Regions from separate parts of the Homo sapiens genome. Here region 2 is linked to region 1. The links are chromatin contacts, found by Hi-C or POLR2A ChIA-PET in ENCODE. All regions are on one chromosome and are shown on one strand. The core of a region is the stretch at or near the end of the contact, and the rest is flanking DNA. Distances in the headings are between cores, read along the strand shown.

What was found. Hi-C counts contacts between places; a loop is a spot of excess contacts on that map. ChIA-PET counts read pairs that join two places held with the same protein, here RNA polymerase II (POLR2A). Pooled maps may share reads with other maps.
Region 2: a pooled map of right lobe of liver shows a loop between it and region 1 (1.8-fold over the local background). The contact joins the promoter of CORO2B here to the enhancer-like site in region 1. A Hi-C loop is called at or near these places in 1 of 168 maps with a recorded cell type or tissue (endothelial cell of hepatic sinusoid) and 1 of 50 pooled maps. POLR2A ChIA-PET finds 5 or more read pairs at or near these places in 2 of 52 experiments (CD8-positive, alpha-beta T cell and K562).

The regions. Positions count from the first base shown.
Region 1 is chr15:68,507,755-68,514,714 of GRCh38, reverse strand. No RefSeq gene overlaps it. Among named protein-coding and RNA genes, the nearest start is that of CORO2B, 68 kb to the left of the region's middle. RefSeq lists an enhancer at 6,873-6,960. Within about 2 kb of position 2,999, at least 5 of the 41 ENCODE cell types and tissues checked have a DNase peak (open chromatin) inside an H3K27ac peak, as active enhancers do.
Region 2 is chr15:68,575,484-68,582,443 of GRCh38, reverse strand. CORO2B (coronin 2B) reads right to left here and starts at 3,451. Exons shown (of 12, transcript NM_006091.5): 1 at 3,167-3,451. The coding sequence starts at 3,181. RefSeq lists an enhancer at 2,396-3,263.

The DNA of each region.
Region 1 (6,960 bases), core at 1,750-4,249:
AGCCTCACTCAGCTCTGAAAGGTAATACAATCTGTGAGGGTGTGAGCCAGTGGCCTTTGCAATTGTGGATCTTGAGCTCTGCTCTCAGCAGATTTCAGATGTAACCATTTGTTAACTGTACTGAAGGCGTGTCCTTAAGAGGAAAGTGTTCAAATTAAAAAACTGCTGCCAGAAAAAAATATATATATTATCTGACCTTTAAACAAAAAGGTACTATGCTCAGAGAAAGACATGGTAAGAGGGCAGCAGATGGCAGTTTGATTTTAATGGAAGAAGTTGGAAGAATGATAATAATTTTCCCATTTTTCTTCACAGTAACAACTGAATGTTTTATAAGACCCAAGAAACATTATAAGGAGAGTATAAGAAAAGTATAGATGATTTCACTTATTACCCTAGTTACAACCCTTCATAAAATATGAGTAAATTATTTTTAAAATAGCAAATCATGACTAAGAAGGGTTTATTTCAGGAATTTAAGAATGGTCCAATATCAGAAAATCTATCTGTGTATTTCACCACATTAATAAACTAAGGGAGAAAAATCACATGATATCTAAACAGATACAAAAAAAATATTTTAAAAGTTCAACATCGCTTTATGATAAAAACTCTCAGATACTAAAAATAGACAAGAACTTCTTTAACTTGAGTATGGCTCTCTACTAAAATCCTACAGTAAATATACCTAAGAAAATGTTTAAAATTTTAGATACATTCTTCTTATGTTTAGGTACAAGACAGGAATGACTATTATTATTCAGTGTAGTACTAGAGGGCCTGGCCAATGCAATAAAATAAGAAAAAGAAATGAGGATTGTAATATAACTGTCGTAATGGAGGAGCTAAAACTATCAACTGTGGATAATATCATGATCTACAAATAAAAACTAACAATCCCACACAACTTATAGAGCTATGATAAATAGTTCTTCAAGAGAGCTGGTTAGAAGATCAACCTAGGTAATTCATTAGCACTTCTCTAAAATAGCAGTAAATTAGAAAAGTAGAAAATAAACTTCTAGTCAAAATAGCAGCAAATTTACAAGTCATCTAGAAAAGTGTAAAATTAACAAGACATTTGTGGATCAAATTGTAAAACTTTATAACAAAGATAAATACTAACTGGAGGCAAAAGGTAAATCTAAAAAACTTATAGAAGACATACTAAGAATAGTAAGACAATCCAAGAATATCTGCGACTGCGGGAATGCTTTTGTTTGCAAGGCCCCAAGGGTATAAACTTTAAAAGAGAAAAGTGATTATTTGTCTACATCAAAACTAGCATTTTTGTTCAATAAATAACACAATGTGCAAAGGTAAATGATAACTTGGGAGAAAACACTTTAAATGAATAAAACAGACTAGATCTGAAAAAAGACATAAGAAACTCGCAAATCAACAAGATGACACAACCCAATGTCAATCAGGAAACTTAGCTTTGAGAGAAAAATGGAAGGAAGTGTAAGAGCTAATACACAATAACATTTATGTCAGTTAAAAACATATACACATAACAGCACTGTATATTTCCCATGTCTCTAAAAACATATATTAGATATCTAAAGAAATGTATTAAATACATTGGAATTAAACATGGTTCATGCTTGGACTGAATGAGGAGAGGAATTAGACTACTTTGGGGGATAAAAGCAAAAAGTAAAACAAAACAAGACGGGGATGTATTTTCCTATTGCGGTCATAACAAATTTCCACAAAATTAATGGCTTAACACAACACAAATTTATTACCTGACAAGTGCTGGAGGTCAGAAATGCAAAATCAGTTTCACTGGGCTAAGGTCAGCTGTCAGCAGGGCTGATTCCTTCTGGAGACTCTGAGAAAAAACTGGCTTCCTTGTCTTTGCCTTTCCTTGTAGAGACTGCCTGTATTTCTTGGCAGATGACCACTTTCCTCCCCTCTCTAGCCAGCAGTACTGCTTTGTCACATCTCTCCCTCTGACTCTGCCTCGGGCCTCCCCGTTATAAGAACCCTTATGATGACCTTGGGCCCGCCCAGATAATCCAGTATCATCTCCCATCCTTCACTTAATCACATCAGCAAAGTCTGTTTTGCTGTATGAATTAATACATTCCTAGGTTCCTGGACATGGAGACATTTGGGGGGCCATTATTCTGCCTACCACAAGGACCTTGCATGGATAGATAATGATGGGATCCCAGGCATCCAAGAGAGTAATTTCCTTCATTCTCTGTAGTTCAGGGTTAATAGAACAGTGCTCTGTCGGGAGGGCAGGTGTGCTGGGACAGTGTATGTTATTGGAGCCGTGTCCCTCTTGGAAGGCACAGCGTGGCTTTCCTGAGGCTGTGAAGTTTGAGCAGATCTCTGAAGGATGTGTTGGCATTTGGCAGGGCTGGGGCTGCTGGGATCGAGCCTCTCTCAAGGTCTCTGTGCTCCCAAGGCTCTTGCTGTCCCTGGGCTGCTTTGGAGGGATCATTTGCTCACAGCTCTGTCCCCACTGCTGGGCATGGACGGCTCTCAGAGGAGCTGCCGCCTCCACCTCTCCTCTTTCCCTTCCTCTTCCGTGGGCTCCTTTTCTCTGCGGGTGTGGCCTCCCAGCCCTCTCTTCTCCTTAAGGGCTGGCACCTTTGTTTCTCCCTCTCTCCTGTTTTCAACCTCTCCTCTCTATCCTGTTGGGGCTGCAACATATTCACGTCATTCTATCTCAAAGACAAACACACCAGCCTCCCTCCATTCCTCATTCTTCTCATCTCTGAATTCTCTCTCCTTCCCTCTCCAGCCCAGTTTCTGGGAGAGCTGTCTGCACACACAGAGCTCACTCCCACACTCTCCACCACAATGTGACTTATGCCCCCTGCTCTCATAATGAAATGGTTTTTGCCAAGATTACCAACGACCTCCTTGCCAATACATTCCAGGGACATATTTCTTCTCTCATCTTCCTTGGCCCCAAGGCAGCATTTGACACCGCTGGCCATTTCCACCTCGCCTGGCACTCCTTGCTGGGCTTCCATGAATGTCCCCTGTGGTTTCCCCTCCCCTTCTAGCTGCAGCTCCCAGCCTCCTCTTCCTCTGCTCATTCTGTACAATCTTATGTTCCTCAGGCTTCTGTCCAAGATCATTCTTGCATTTCCCTCTACAGAGAAGCTCCCCAGGAGCTATCTCCATGACTCCATTACTCTTTCCAGGCAAAAGATTTCCAAATCAGTATCTCCAGATAGGCCCTCCCTCTAGAACTCCAGGCCAACTCCAGATGTTCCAGCTGTTCACCCACATCCCATTTGGCTGCCCCTCGGGCGTCTCAAACTTCCCACGCCCCAGAGTGCAGCCATTATCTCCTCTTCCGGCCGCCTTGTTGCTGTATCTGAACCCCAGGAGTCCCTTTTGTTTTATTCCCTCTCCCTCTTCCCCACATCTAATCAGGCACCAGGTCTCCTCCATTCTTCTCCCTGGTGTCTCAGGAGTCACCTGCTTGCCTCCATCTTCCCTGCTGTTGCCACGGCCAGGCCTCCCTCACCTCCTGACTGCCCTCCTTGTGGGCCTCCTGACTCCACACCCTCCACCATCATCTGTGAGCATTGACTCAGGGCCAGGCCTTGTACCAGGTCTTGCTCTAGCACCGACGCATTCTCCACCTGCAGCCCCGGGATCTTTAGAAAACACAGTTCAGATCACTTCACTCCCTACTCTTGGGATGAAGTCTGAATCCTTAGTGGAGCACAATTCTAATTTCATGAGAAAGATAAAAATCAAAACTACGAATAAATCAACACAATCCTGTGACTTGTGCTAAGTATTATAAGTAAATAGGTGATGGGAAGGAGGAATGAGGGGCCACTTACCTTGTGTGGCTATGAAAGGCCTTCTGCAGGGGTGACATGTACACTGAGACCTACAAAGTAAGTGGAAGAAGCCAGCTGGGAGGGAGGGAGAAAAAAGTGGATCTGATCACAGAGAAAAACAGGAAGTGAAGAGAAAGAGAGAAGCAGGGGTGAGGGAGTTCACACAGCCCCTGACCAGTGGAAATCACAGCCGGGCTCAGAATTCCTAAGCCCAGGCCTTGGATGCTATGAGATTCAGCTGCTCTTCCTGCCCTGGGTTCCATGAGATGCCCTGTATCCTTTTAAATCCCCACCCTCATCACCGACCCTTTTGTTTGAGTTAATTTGAAGAACCGTTCCTGTGAACAAAAGGACCCAGATTAGAACACCACCCTCTTTTTAAAATATTTTATTTATTTATTTTTTGTGACGGAGTCTCACTCTGTCACCCAGGCTGGAGTGCAGTGGCGTGATCTTGGCTCATTGCAACCACCACCTCCCAGATTCAAGAGATTTTCCTGCCTTAGCCTTCTGAGTAGCTGGAATTACAGGCACCTGCCATCATGCCTGGCTAATTTTTATATTTTTAGTAGAGACAAGGTTTCACCATGTTGGCCAGGCTGGTCTTTTTTCTTTTTAATTTTTTTTTTTTTTTTGAGACAGTCTCACTCTGTTGCCCAGGCTACAGTACAGTGGTGTGATCTCAGCTCACTGCAACCTCTGCCTCCCAGGTTCAAGTGATTCTCGTGCCTCAGCCTCCCGAGTAGCTGGGATTATAGGCATGCACCACCACACCTGGTTAATTTTTGTATTTTTAGTAGAGACAGCGTTTCACTATGTTGGTCAGGCTGGTCTCAAACTCCTGACCTCAGGTGATCTGCCTGCCTTGGCCTCCCAAAGTGCTGGGATTACAGGCATGAGCCACCACGCCGCGCCCACCACCCTTATGATCTCACCTTAGACGTCACTTCTTCCAAGAAGCCTTCCCTGATGGACCACTCTGGGTTTAGTGCCTGTTATTAATTTTCCAGGGCTGCTGTAACAAAGTACCGTAAACTGGGTGGCTTTAAAGAACAGAAACGTATTCCGTCACAGTTACGGAGGCCAGAAGTCTGACAGCAAGGTGTTTGCAGGGTCATGCTCTCTCTGAAGCCTTTCGAGAAGAATCTGCCCCACTCCTTTCTCTTAGCTTCTGGCGTTGCTGCCAATTCTTGCTGTTCCTTGGTTGGCAGGCGCGTTGCTCCAATCCCTGCCTCTCTCATCACATGACATTCTCCCTGAGTGTCTCTGTGTCTGTCTCTTCTCCTCTTGTTTAAGGGAACCCATCATACTGGATTAGGATCCACCCTAAGGACCTCATCTTAATTTGATTATTTCTGCAAAGACCCTATTTCCAAATAAGGTCACATTCACAGGTTCCAAGGGTTAGGACTTCAACATATTTTGCAAGGGAGGGCACAATTCGATCCATAACAGTGCCCCTTTCCATGGGCTCCCATAGACAGCAGCACTTGTCACACACTACTGCAATTGCTGGTCCACCTGCTGACCTCCCCCTCCAGAATGTAAGCTTTGTGAGAGCAGGGGTGCAATAGTCACACTCACAATTACCTCCCGAGGGCCTGGCACATAGCATATACAAATTATTTTTGAACAAATCCATGATGACACAATGAGGGAATGGTTCTCTGTACCTACTCTACCTGCTTCTTTTTGCTTTAGTGACCTGCCTGGATCTCATGGCCCAGACCCGGCAAATCTGTCAGATCACAGCCACTTAAAACTACAGGGCCTTGGTTTGCAAGAGATGGACAGTAGTGGTCACAGAGCCCAACTCCTTTGACTTCAAACCAGTCTTGACTGGCAGCCAGCTAGGAGCAGAGGATACAAAGGCAAACGCCGCGTGGTCATTCCCAAGCCGACCCGCCTGCAAACTCACTTGGAGGCTGCTGCCAATGCTGCAGGCCCTGCCAGGCAGCTGTGCACGGGAGCCCTGTGCAGCTTCTGTTATCCCAGTGCACGAGCTCACTATTCAGCGCAAAGGGGAAATGCTGTTCGCCAGCACCCCTGAACAGTTATCTGACCTGCTCATTGGAGAGACTCCTCACCAGCTTCAGAGGTGGGGTTGGCACAAGGAGGTGGGAGAGAAAAATAAGGAAAAACAAATCACTTTTACCTGGTTCTCGTTTAGAAATCATGAGTTACTCTCACTGATGTCACCTGTGGGGAGTGAAAGGGAAATTTAGAAGGGAGAAGGCAGCCTGGCTGGCCCCACACCAACTTTCTAAAAGGGTTCACATGAGGGGATTTGGACATCTTTCATCACTGTAAATGTCAACGAAGATAACTCTAGGTAGCAATTGGTTATTCCTCTTGATCTGGAAGCATCACTCCTTTCAAACTGCTTGGTGGGATGTATTGAGGGGGCAGCCTGATCTGAATTTTGTACAAATACCAGTATCATGGGGGAACCCCTAACCAAAGAAGTGCAAACTCCTGAAAATAGTTGGTGCAGCAATGACTGACACAGTCAGTCATAATCTCATCAACTCATTTTCTCAGCAATCTTGGGAGGTGGAAGGGAAGGAGTTATACACAGGGAGCCCTGAGGGCCAGAAAGTGAGATAACTTGTTAGAACTTGGTCCCAAGTCAAGGGTAGAACTAAACTCTGATCTCTTAGCTTCTATTTTCTTTTCTTTTCTCTTTTTTTTTTTTTTTTTTTTTTGAGACGTAGTCTTGCTCTGTCACCCAGGCTGTAGTGCAGTGGCGCGATCTCGGCTCACTGCAAGCTCCACCTCCCGGATTCACGCCATTCTCCTGCCTCAGCCTCTGGAGCAGCTGGGACTACAGGCTCCCACCACCATGCCCGGCTAATTATTTTGTATTTTTAGTAGAGATGGGGTTTTACCATGTTAGCCAGGATGGTCTCGATCTCCTGACCTCGTGATCCGCCCGCCTCGTGCTCCCAAAATGCTGGGATTACAGGCATGAACCACCGTGCCCGGCCTCTTAGCTTCTATCTTCTTACCTTTTTTAGGGGCACTGTAGTAGTCAGGGTTCTTTAGAGAAACAACCAATATATCTATATATCTCACACCATTATGGCTCACACCATTACGAAGGCTGCAGAGTCCCATAATCTGCTATTTGCAAGCT
Region 2 (6,960 bases), core at 2,202-4,701, 67 kb before region 1:
GAGCTGCCCTAGGAAGCACGTTGGACTGAGAGGAGGCAGCACCTTGACCTCCTGTGCATGCTCAGGGCCCTGCATCAGAGCCTTCCTTCCCTCCACTCTTTCTTCCCTTTTTCTGGCTTTCTTCTCTTTCTCATCCTATAAAGAAAGTAAGGTAACTTACTAAATTACATACAATCAAATAAAGTTTAAAACATAGCCAGGAGAAATGCCACAGGGCTAGAAGTTCTCCGGGGCTCTGTGTTCCTAAGGCTAGTTAGGGCAGGAGTCCTTCAGAAACCACAGGGTTTGCCGGCAGCTTTAGCAGCTGTGCCTCATGGTTAAGGGGGCAAGGGGATGTATGAAAGAGAGGCGGAAAATGGAAAACAGGCTCACCTCCTCTACAGAAGTGCTACTGAGGATCTAGCAACTTGCCATCTGCTTTCCTCTTCTCCACTTGCCAGGCCTCTCTGAGCTCAGAGCTCCTGCAGTCCATACCTAACCCTGGCCCAGAGGACTCTGCCCTGAGGGGACCTGATACAAGGACTAAGGCATTCGTCCAAGGGGCAGGAAGTTGGGACCCAGCCATGACCCTCTGCCTGGAGAAGCAGCAGCAGAGAAGGCTAGAGCCCTAGACACTGCCCTGGGAGCTCACTCTCGAACCCATTTCCTCCCCTACCTACCGCTCCCAGTGTGTCAGCAGCGATCCTACCTCTCACACCCTCTTTAGGGTTCTCCTTCATATCTGTCTTGTAAACAGACCACCCCTCAGAGAACAAAGAGTCTCCCAATCTCCATCAGAGGTGACTTTCTTGCCAGAACTGAAGCTGCACCAAGGCTCAGCAGAAGAGGCCCTAGAGATCATTGGAACCAAGTCTTACATTTGACAAATAGAAAAACAGAGGCCCAAGGATGGAAGTGACTGGTCCAAGGTCACACAGCCTGTTGGTGGCTAATTTAGGACTAGGGGCCAGGCCTTCAGACTTCCAGAGCATGGTGGCTTTCCCTATGGTACTGGAAGAGCTACTACCAGCGGGCTTGTAGACAGCAAAGCAGTCCCCAGTGCCTTTCCTGCATCCCTCTTGCTCTCTGTTCCCCACAAGAACACGCTGGTCTGTGAAGGGCCAGCAAGGGGAGAGAAGATAGGGTTAAGGTGGGGATTTTATTTAATCCCCTGAGCTTGCTTAAGCCAAAGCCACATTGGTTAGAGCAGGAGGTGAGCGACATGGAGGGTTTGTTGGGGGCTGGGTATGGGGGTGGAGGAGTGTTGAATAGTTACTGGATACCAAGAAGCTAGGCCTGCCAGTGGGCTTAACAGGTAAGCACCCACTTTCATGGACTCCCTGTCCCATCCCTGCTTCAAGGTTCAGGTCTCCAAGCAGTGCTCCTCTACCATGGAAGTCCCCCAGTAGCCAGGATGCCCAACGATGCAGAGCAGTGCAAAGATCACTGGCCATAGATTGAGACAGACTTGAGGGCAAACCCCAGCTCTGCCACATACATGCTGTGTGACCTCAGGCAAGTCATTTCACCTCTCTGAGCCTCAGTTCCTTCCACTGTTAAAGAGAACTGAACACACCTTCCTTGCAGGCCTCCAGGGAAGGAAGGCTGCATGAGCTCGCGCACAAAAAGAGACACAGGGGAGGCGCTGAGTTAATCCTCAGCGCTATTATTAAAACCTCACACCCTTTCTCTCTCTAGCCGGGCCCATCCATTACTCCTCTGTCCCAGCCTGCTTGCATCTTTGACATTAATAACCTTAATATCCCTCCCAGCTGAATAGCATTTGCATCATTTCAAAACCCTAAGCATCTTACCCCAGGTGGGCCACAACAGCCCTGCCAGAAGTAGCCAGAGCTGAGGAAGCCCCTGCACCCTCAAGTTCATCTTCTCACAATGCTCCCAAGTCCCAGAACCAGGGCCAATGGCAAAGTTTGGAGTTGGGCCCAAGAATCCGCACAAACATTCAGTCTTGGGGCAGACCTCAGGAGGGCAAGGGTAGGCCCTGGCTTACCAGAAGGAGCCAAAACCACCCCACCTCCATCACTTGCACCCCAACCCTCCATCTGGCCCCACTGCTCTGACCCTCCATCTGACCCCACTCTGGGCTGCCGGTCCCACTTTGGCCTCCAGCTCCCCAATTCTGGGACCCAGCTGGGCAGCTGGAAAGGGTGGAGTCTGGCCCTTGAATGGACGGCCAAGCCCGAGGCCACCGCCAGACTGTGAGCTCAGTACCCAGACAGATCTCTCTGAAGAGTGTGGGTTCACACCCTTGATGTTATTGGTTCTTTAACAGCCTGTCACAACCCAGGACCCATATTATCACCCTCACAGCACACAAGAAGAAACTGAGGCCCAAAGTGGACCCCTCCCCGACCAAGGTCATCCAGGGGATCTGGGATAGAGCTGGGATTGAACTCAGGTCTCCCTGGTCCCTTGACCCTGGCACTTTCCACTGCCCCATCATCTTTCCTCTTAACTCTTTCCTCCCTACAACTAGGAAGCCCCTGAAGTCTCTCCAATAAACGTGGGCCCCTATGACAAGGCCCAACAATCATCCTCCAATATGGGGGCTGCCAAGATGCCCACCTTTGCTTCCCCTGTCACATTCCCTCCCCACATCTTCAAGCCAACCACCTGGACCTGCCCTGTCTCTGGTAGCGGCTCCCGGGACTGGGCAGCGCCTTCTGCACAGAGTGGCTTTGGAGTGGAGCCAGCGCTCCCGGCATGGGCGGCAGAGGCTGGCAGGTGGGGTGGGGTTTCCCCTCCGCTGGCCTCCTCGGGGCGGCAGGCCCATCCCCACACCCACTGCTCAGCACCAGCCCCTGCCAGCGACGCTTCCCGCCGCGCACTCCCTGGAGGGACACCGCTAGCCGCCCAGCCCAGCTCTCCAGGGGTTAAAAATGCAGCATCCCAAACAAGGGTTAAAAATGCAGTCCCGGGGTTGGGCCGGGCGCGGAGGGATGTTGGCCAAACCGCCGGGGCTGCCAGAGCGGCATCCTCCCCCTGGCCTCCGCAGTCCTTGGGGGCCGGAGTGACTCGAGCGGATCCGGCAGCAAGAGAGGCGCGCGCCGCACCTTCCCGGCACCGGCGCCCCCTCCCCACACCCACACCCCCGCGCCCCCCGCAGCCTAGCCCGGGGGATGCAGGCGCCGGCGGGTCCCGGGCGCGGCGGGCGAGCGGCGCTTACCTTTGTGACAGTCATGCAGAAACTCCGCGGCGGAGCGGGGGCGCGGGCGCGGCGTGCGGGGGCGGCGGCGGCGGCCCGGGGCGGCGGCGGAAGGGGGTCCGGCAGCTCCCGGCTCGCTCCCCGCGCCCCGCCGGCGGCTCGGCCGAGCCTGGGGGCTGCGCTCCGGGCGGGCAGCGCGCAGGGACCGCTCGTCGGCGCTCGCCCGCCGCTCGTCGCTGATGTCAGCCCCGAATGTGCATTTATAATAGATGAGCCTCCTTCGCCGCAGGAAGGCGAGGCAGGAAGAAAGGGAGAGAGGGAGAGGGCCCGGGCTGGGGGGCGGGGGGAGGAAGAGGGGCCGGGAACTCGCTACAAAGGAGGAGGCGGAGGGAGGAGGAGGAGGAAGCGCAGCCCGCCAGCGGCCGTGCCCCGAGCCTCCCGCTCGATCGCCGGCCGCCGGGCACCGCTGCTCCCGGAGTCCGGACGGGCGCCCGGGTCCGCGGCCTTAACCCCTTCGGGCCTGCGGACGCCACGCGGCTGGGCGAGGCTGGCTCCCGGCACCTGCCGGCTGGGAGAACGGGCGGCGCCCCGGGCTCTCGGGTGTCCCGCTGGCCCGGGGACGCTGGTGAAGTCACAGGCTGGACGGCCGAGGCGCTGCGCGGGCAAAGAAGGCGGTCGGGTTCGCCCCCTGGAGGCTCGCAAAGTCGGCCCGTGGGCCGTGAGTGTGGCGCGGCGGGCTGGGAGGGGCGTGGCAGCCGCAAGCCCGGGAGCCCTGCCCGCACCCCCACCTCGCGCTGGCCCGGGGCACAGGGTGGCCAGACGGATTTGTGTAAGCACTCTTTCGAATCTAATTCCCGCCGCGATGACTTGCCCGAAGGCCGCCTTAGTGAGTTTTGCAGAGGAGGAAACTGACGATCAGAGTGGGACGGACGTGGGAAGTGACTTAGACCACAGCACAGGACCTGCCTGCCCGAGCCGTTCCTCCCGCTCTTTCCACTCGGCCGCTAGCTCCCTAAGGAACCTCTTGTTATAGAAGCTGCCCTGCCCTAGGACTGTCTACACTACCACTGAGTGCCGCTCTACTGGTGGAGTGATAACACAGGTGCGTCCTGTGTGTTGATCCAATCCTGACTCGGGGCACAGTGTGTCCTGGAGCTGCTGCGGAGATTTGAGGGACAGTCACCTGAAGGTGACCTCGCAAGTCTTGAGAAAGGAGTCTCCCTCCCAAGCACCTGAGCAGAACCGGTTTCCGCAGATACAGAACCGCGGAGAGGGTGGAGGGGAGGAGTTAGCAGAGGTGGAAGCAGAGGGGTTCTCCAAGCAGGACAGCCTGGCAAGCCCGGAAGTGCTGGCTTCCTGCTCCACGGTAATTACCGGTGCAATTCACCTGGACAGCGAAGGCAACGTCATATATGAGCACCTGCTCTGTGGAAAGTGCTGGGGGAACAGAGAGGAGATGGGATGCCTGCCTTCCGGGAGACCAGTGTCTAGATTGGAGCAATAATAATAGAGTAACCAGCCTCCAGGAAGTGCTTTGTGGGTCATTGTGCAATTTTTTTTTTTTTTTTTTTTTTGAGACCGGAGTAGTCTCACTCTGTCGCCCAGGCTGGAGTGCAGTGGCGCGATCTCGGCTCACTGCAACCTCCGCCTCCTGGATTCAAGCGATTCTTCTGCCTCAGCCCCCCGAGGATCTGGGACTACAGGAACGCGCTACCACGCCCGGCTAATTTTTTATTTTTATTAGAGACGGGGTTTCACCGTATTGGCCAGGCTGGTCTCGAACTCCTGACCTCGTGATCCACCCGCCTCGGCCTCCCAAAGTGCTGGGATTACAGACATGAGCAACCGCCCCCGGCCCTGCCATTTTTAACCACATTTTCTTGGGAGTCCTAAATGCAACAGTGTGAGGAAAGAATTACCGTCCCCATTTTGCTGATGAGTAAACGGATTTAGAGAAGGGAAGGGAATTGCCCAAGAGCACACAGTGACAGAGCGAGGACTTGAATGAAAGTCTTCTTAAATCAAGCTCAGCATTGTGCTTTGAATCCGTGAACTGCAGGGTCCATTCCTACTTGCTGCCTTATTTGAGTTTCACAGGTGTCTTAGGACATAGGTAGGCAGCTATTCGTTCCCCAGGGGAGTTCCAGGGACTTACTAAATCTCTTGGGTAGCAGATGTGCTGCAGACCTCAGGCGTCTCCTCTGTGCAAAACCCTTCCTAAGGCATCTTCCCACGTTGCTTGCCTGCCAGGAATGCTCTCTTATTCTTCTGCACTAACTCAAACGCATCCCACCTCTCACGGCACCACCTCCTTGCCACCTCTCCTGACAACTCCAGCCCAATGGCTCTCCCTGTTGCATTTAGTTCTGAGGGTCTGGTCTCATTTTCATGAGCCTCTGAGCACAGAGGCATGCCTTCTCTCACTGTGTACCCCTGGGCACATAGTAGGAGCTTAGCAAATATTTAATGCCACCAAGAACAAATCAAGCAAAATATACCTTTAACCTGCAGCAGAGGAAATTTAAATTAGGCCCATGAAAGCATTTCCCACCAGCGAGCTGTCCAGCATTGGAAGAGTCAGATTCCCTGTCTCAGCTGTCTTGGGCAGGTCAGCCTCTAGCCAGAAGGATGGAGCTCAAGACCTTTCCAGGGCCCTTCCAGCCCTAGGACCCCATCGGAAACCTTTAAAGGGCAACTCAAGGACACCAGTCACCCTGCACCCATGGCTGTGACTTGTCTGTCCACTTTTATATCTTACAGAGATTTCAAATCCCAGATTGTCATCCTGAGCTCCCAGCATGCCTCTTGGCACCTTTCCCGCCATCCGCCGTTGTTGTGGGCTCTGAGAATGAGACAAGTACTTAATAGCAGCTTGAGCCAAATGTAATTAGGAACATCAATCTGCTGCCCCCAACCCATGTGATGTTCTCCAAAGGCAGAAGGAAAATGTTTCTGATCCCTCCTGTGCTGCTGGCTCACCTCTTCTGTCACATCTCCCCAGGCAGAAGGGAGGTCTAGAAAAGCAAGGGCAAACTCAGACAATGCCACATCCCCTTGTGCCCAGTCACGGCCTCTGCATGTAGGAGATACTGAGAAATACATGCATTTTCTTTCTTTCTTTCTTTTTTTTTTTTTTTTTTTTTTTTGCGACGTAGTCTCACTCTGTCACCCAGGCTGAAGTGCAATGGCGTGGTCTTGGCTCACTGCAACTTCTGCCTCTCGGGTTCAAGCGATTCTCCCACCTCCACCTCCTGAGTAGCTGGGACTACAGGTGCCCGCCACCCCACCTGACTAATTTTTGTATTTTTAGTAGAGATGGGGTTTCACTATGTTGGCCAGGCTGGTCTCGAACTCCTGACCTTGTGACCTGCCCGCCTCGGCCTCCCAAAGTGTTGGGATTACAGGTGTGAGCCACCACACCCAGCCAATACATGCATTTTATATGTGCGATTGTTAACACCACAACACTACTCATCCTGGGTCTCCAGTAACATAGCCCATCTTAGTTTGGGTTTCCTCCAAAGCAAAGCCTGAGAGAGGTGTTGGATGCAGGTGATTTAATTGGAAGGTGATCACAGGAGTGGAAGATTGGGGCAGTGGAGGTGGGGAGTAGTGCGGTTGAGAAGGAGCAAAGGTGAATACACCAGTATAAAGGTGTATTCTCACTGGGCGCGTTGGCTCACACCTGTAATCCCAGCACTTTGGGAGGCCGAGGCGGGGGCAGATCACAAGGTCAGGAGTTCGAGACCAGCCTGGCCAAGAGGGTGAAACCCCCATTTCTACTAAACATACCAAAATTAGCCAGACGCGGTGGT